Regions from separate parts of the Homo sapiens genome. Here region 1 is linked to region 2. Evidence: chromatin loops called from intact Hi-C (ENCODE). Cell type or tissue: endothelial cell of umbilical vein. All regions are shown on one strand. Each heading gives the region's core, and the rest is flanking DNA. Links, peaks and the distances in the headings are about the cores only.

Region 1 (2,930 bases), core at 210-2,709, 77 kb after region 2:
CCGTGCCTGGCCAGAAAGGTGATTTTTTAGGATTCTAGCTTGTTTGCTTTCCTTCCCACCCCAAGATAACTTTTGTTATAGCAGCTTGCCTGCTTTCTGTTTCATTTTTCACCCTGATTTTTCCAGGACTCCTCAATCACTTCCAAGTGTTAAAGGCCATTACTGATTCTTAAATGTAGATGGCTATGGCTGAATTTCAGCCATTGAGGGTCCATATGATCTATTCTGCCACAGTCCTTCTCAAACTTCAGTGTGGATGTGAATCACCTGGGGATCTTGTTAAGATGAAATTTGGGCCAGGCATAGTGGCTCATGCCTGTAATTCCAGTGATTGGGGAGGCTGATGTAGGAGGATCAGTAGAGGCCAGGAGTTTGAGACCAGCCTAGGCAACATAGTGAGATACCTTGTCTCTAAAAATATATATATATTTAAAAAACAACTTAGACAGGCATGGGGTTGCGTGCCTGTAGTCCCAGTTACTCAGGAGACTCAAGGCGGGAGGATCATTTGAGTCCAGATGTTGCAGGCTGCAGTGAGTTATGATCACACCCACCACTGCACTCCAGCCTTGGCGACAGAGTGAGACCCTGACCCTTAAGAAGAGAGAGAGACAGAGAGAGAGAGAGTGAGACTGATTTGATGCAGTAGGTCTGAGATGAAAGTTTGCATTTTTCACAGACTCTCAGGTAATGTTGATGACTCTGGTCCAGAGACCACGTAGAGATCTAGTATATGATAGCAAAATGCTGCTGTCTTATACCAGCCTGCAGCAAAGACATTAAAAAAAATGTAGTGAGGTTTTCCACCAAGCTAAAAGTACTTTTTTGTTTTATATATATTTTTTTAAATTCAGAGATGATTTCATTACTGCCTCTTGCTACTACGGCAATTACAAATGATAGTTATTATTAATATTTTTAAATGACCTTTCATGGCAAAATTATACAGCTGCCAACCCTACTTATGTCTCCAAGTTAATAAAAGAATTTTAGTAGTTCACAAACTCCTCAAGTCTGATGCCACCCCACCATCTAAATTAGCAGTTTATAGCTTTCCTTCATGGCATTTATAGTATTTTGTATTGACATAATTACTTGGACAGTTGTTTAATGTCACTTTCCCCACTGTGCTCTAAGCTCTTGCTCTGTATTTTTAATCACTTTGTCCCTAGTGTCTCACTAGCACTGGGTCTGGTGTCTGTCTGTCCCTAGTCAATACTTTTAGGATGCCTTTATTCAGTGGGTCTCAGTAGGAGTGGTACTGCCCTCTAATGGAGTGTTTTGGAAATTGATGGGAACTACTGGTTGTCCCAAATAATGAAGTGTGCTACTGGTGTTTGGTGGGCAGGGGTTAAAGGGTGCCAGACATTCTGTAGTGTACAGAACAGCTAACTAAGTGAATGCTTATTTGATGCCTTTTGCAAAATCTTTGAATGTCCATGTTGGAGATTCAATTGATGAAAAACCTATTTGTAATTACCTAAACCAAAAACCTAACTTGGCTGGGTGCGGTGGCTCACACCTGTAATCTCAGTCCTTTGGGAGGCCGAGGTGGGTGGATCACTTGAGGCCGGGAGTTGGAGACCAGCCTGACCAACATGGTGAAACCCCATTTCTATTAAAAATACAAAAATTAGCCAGGCGTGGTGGCGTGCGCCTGTAATCACATCTGCTTGGGAAGCTGAGGCACAAGAATCACTTAAGCCTGGGAGGCAGAGGTTGCAGTGAGCCAAGATAGCGGCCAAGATAGTGCTACTGCACTCCAGCCTGGGCAACAGAACGAGACACTGTCTCAAACAAAACAAAACAAAACAAAACAAAACAAAACAAAACAAAACAAAACACCACACACAAAACCACAAAAAACAAAACAAAAACCCAACTCCATTTAACATTTAAAGACAACTATATTTATGTATGTCCAGTTTTAATACACATACAGTCATGCATCACTAATGATGGGGGCACATTCTGAGAAATGTGTCATGAGGCAGCTTTTTTGTTGTACAGACATCATAGAGTATATTTACACACACCTAGATGGTATAGCCTATTGCACACCTAAGCTATATGGTATAGCCTATTGTTCCTGGGCTGCCTGTATAGTATGTTACTGTAGGTAGTTGTAACACAATGGTAAGTACTTGTGTATCTAAACATAGGAAAGGTATAGTTAAAATATGATAATATAATCTTATGGGACCAGAATTATATATGAAGTTTTTGTTGACTGAAATGTCATTATGCAACACATGACTGTATTCTGAAATTTTCAGAAATGCAGCTGCTGAGTACTTCAAAAGTTGTACTTTGACTTATTAGCAACATTACAAAGTAACGTCTACCATTCTGGCAAATCCCATCCTTAGTAGCAGTGATGTTTGTGGTATTTGAATTATTATGTATATAACTGCACTAATACACGTTTGTAGGAAATATGATGGTTATGTATATGTGTGTGTGTACATACAAATTTAGCCCTTATTCTAAATTATCCAATAAAAATTGTTGAGAATATTCAGGTGAATTTTTTTTACTTTTTTAAAATCCAAATTTACCCATTAAAAGTGGTTGCAAGCATCTCACTACATCATTAAATCATTTGGTGGTGTTATCTCTGAGTATTTACATCTTGGGGTGTGTATGTGTGTGTGTGTGTGTGTGTGTGTGTGTACCTAAATCACACATATGAAAGACAATAAAAGTTAATCTCTTTTATTTTCTTTTTATATTACATTTTGGACTTTATGTTGTTTTTCTTTCTCTGCATGCATACCATCTCTGTATATTACAAACACTTACTATCAAAAGGTGGTGGTACTCTGATAGGATTCAGAACCCCCCTTCTCATGGAAGCAGCATGGAATCAAGGATTTCTGCCTTCTGGTCTTGGTTTATTTCTCTAAGCTGCTCACATAACTTTTCTGAAT
Region 2 (2,930 bases), core at 267-2,766:
TGGAAGTTTAATTCTGCAGAAGCTGTCTGCTGCCTTTTGTTCTGCTATGCCCTACCCCCAGAGGTGGAATCTAGAGAGGCAGTAGGCCTTGCTTAAGCTGTGGTGGGCTCTGCCCATTTTGAGCTTCCTGGCGACTTTGTTTACACTGTGAGCTATTCAGGCCTCAGCAATGGTGGATGCTCCTCCCCCGTCAAGCTGCAGTATCACAGGTTGATCTCAGACTGCTGTGCTAGCAGTGAGCAAGGCTCCATGGGCGTGGGACCTGCTGTGCCAGGCAAGGGAGGGTATTTTCTGGTCTGCTGGTTGCTAAGACCATGTGAAAAGTGCAGTATTTGGTCAGGAGTGTACCGTTTCTCCAGGTACAGTCTGTCATGGATTCTCTTGGCTGGGAAAGGGAAATCCCCCAACCCCTCATGCTTCCTGGGTGAGGTGACACCCTGCCCTGCTTCAGCTCACCCACCATGGGCTGCACCCACTATCCAACCAGTCCCAGTGAGATGAACCAGGTACCTCAGTTGGAAATGCAGAAATCACCCGTCTTCTGTGTCAATCTTGCTGGGAGCTGCAGACTGGAGCTGTTCCTATTTGGCCATCTTGGAAGTGGCCGATAATACCCTAACTTTTAAACTCTTATGGTTAAAATATATTGTTCTCATAACCAAGGTCATTTTATACATGACAACCAATATACCAAAGAAAGTTCAACAAAATAAAACAAAAGATTTTACTATCAAATCTTTACCATTTTACTGTCAGAAGATCAAGAGACTGGTTTGATGAAAAGTATCTATTTTCAACAGGTATTTTCTGTCTATCTTTGACGGAAAGTTAAAAAGGACAGTTCTATATTTCAAATTATTTGGAGCAGTGACAAACATATAGCCAATTCATTAAGGAGTACATTTTATACTTTTATTGAAAAGGTTAATTATATGGTTTTGTGTGATGTGAGAGCTTTTAACACATACTAAGGACAATCATTTGAAACGTATATTTTAGGGGCCAAGCGTGGTGGCCCACACCTGTTAGCCCAGCACTTTGGGAGGCTGAGGCGGGCGGATCACGAGGTCAGGAGATTGAGACCATCCTGGCTAATATGGGGAAACCCCATCTCTACTAAAAATACAAAAAATTAGCCAGGCGTGGTGGCAGGCGCCTGTAGTCCCAGCTACTCGGGAGGCTGAGGCAGGAGAATGGCATGAACCCGGGAGGTGGAACTTGCAGTGAGCCGAGATCACGCCACTGCACTCCAGCCTGGGCAACAGAGCGAGACTCTGTCTCAAAAAAAATAAAAGAAAGAAAAAGAAAAAAGTATATTTTAAGTTTCAGGTGTGTTTGGTTGTTATATTCTGTACTTTATTACTGAGGCTCTCATTAATTAGTTCTGTACTATAATGACATTAACAGAAATAATGTTCATAACTGGTGATTCATTACACTGGATGTACAAACCCTCTTGCATGAATTAATGTTTTTCCCTGTTTTGAATATTAGCCAATGTCCATTCTTATTAAATGAATGTATCTCAAGGCCCTACCAAATAAGTACATGTAAAAAGTAGGAAGAAATGTGATATTAAACAATATACAATACCTTAAACATAATACACATCAGATATAAGGTAGGTAGTTGCAAATTTTAAGAAATTAAAAACCACCAGAGGGCAGCTCAATACAATAGTGATGAAATACTTAAAACAGTATGGTAGGTATAGTATTTTGAAGTAATTATAAGTCAGGTATTATAGATATAGAGGATAGAGAGTGAAAAGCGACACATTTAATAAAATACTTAAAATTTTTATATTTATATTAATACATGTTTTTTAGTTGACCTTCAAATGTAAATACATATTTCAATTATGCTTCTCTCTTTTTTTTTTTTTGTTGGCAGCAGCAAAATTGGCCAGGGGGCAAGCAACCTGGCTAATATTAAATTTTATTTTATTTTATTTTATTTTATTTTAAGTTATTGTAGAAAGAGGGTCTTACTGTGTTGACCAGGCTGGCCTTGAACTCCTGGCCTCAAGCGATCCTCCTGCCTCTGCCTCCCGAAGTGCTAGGATTACAGGCACAAGCCACCATGCTCAGCCACAATATTAAATTTTTAAAAATGTGATCTTTTATGCTCAGGGACTATTACGAATACCTCTATACACACAAACTAGAAAATCTAGAGGAAATGGACACATTCCTGGAGACACATAACCTCCTCAGATTGAATTAGGGAGAAACTGAAACCCTGACCAGACCAATATCAAGTTCCAATACTGAATCAGCAATAAAAACCTATGAACCAAAAAAGCCGCACACCAGATGGATTCACAGCTAAATTTGACTGGTCATATGAAGAAGAGCTGGTACCAATTCTACTGAAACTATTCCCAAAAATTGAGGAGAAGGGACTCCTCCCTGACTCATTCTATGAAGGCACCATCACCCTGAAACCAAAACTTGGAAAAGACATAATAAAGAAAGAAAACTATAGGCCCATATCCCTGATGAACATAGACACAAAATCTTCAACAAAATACTAGCAAACTGAATCCAGTAGCACATCAAAAGTTAATTAATTCACTATGATCAAGTAGGCATACCTGGTATTCAAGGTTGGTTCAACATTCACAAATCAATAAATGTGATTCACCACATAAACAGAACTAAAGACAAAAACCAGGCTGGGCACAGTGGTTCACGCCTGTAATCCCAGCCTTTGGGAGGCAGAGGTGGGCAGATCGCCTGAGCTCAGGAGTTTGAGGCCAGCCTGGGCAATATGGCAAAACTCTATCTGTACCAAAAATTTTTAAAAAGCCAGGCATGATGGTGCATGCCTGTGGTCTCAGCTACTTGGGAGGCTGAGGTGGGAGGATCATTTGAACCTGGAAGGGAGAGGTTGTGGTGAGCCAAGATCATACCATTGCACTTCAGTCT

The links. A loop is a pair of places that touch in the nucleus more often than their neighbours do. Peaks named below come from ENCODE experiments on the same cell type or tissue, not always from the same donor. Only the 100,000 strongest peaks of a DNase experiment are listed, where the experiment ranks them.
Region 1: it touches region 2 in a loop (19-fold over the local background); 51 of 110 quality-filtered maps call a loop at or near these places.

What each region holds. Positions count from the first base shown.
Region 1 is chr7:90,628,245-90,631,174 of GRCh38, forward strand. The region is part of intron 2 of CDK14 (cyclin dependent kinase 14); the gene reads left to right. Among named protein-coding and RNA genes, the nearest start is that of CDK14, 33 kb to the left of the region's middle. In endothelial cell of umbilical vein, for the core only: a CTCF peak has its summit at 1,259 (motif pointing left); a DNase peak (open chromatin) is centred at 1,247.
Region 2 is chr7:90,551,066-90,553,995 of GRCh38, forward strand. No RefSeq gene overlaps it. Among named protein-coding and RNA genes, the nearest start is that of CDK14, 44 kb to the right of the region's middle. In endothelial cell of umbilical vein, for the core only: no CTCF peak of the experiment used is centred there; a DNase peak (open chromatin) is centred at 1,656.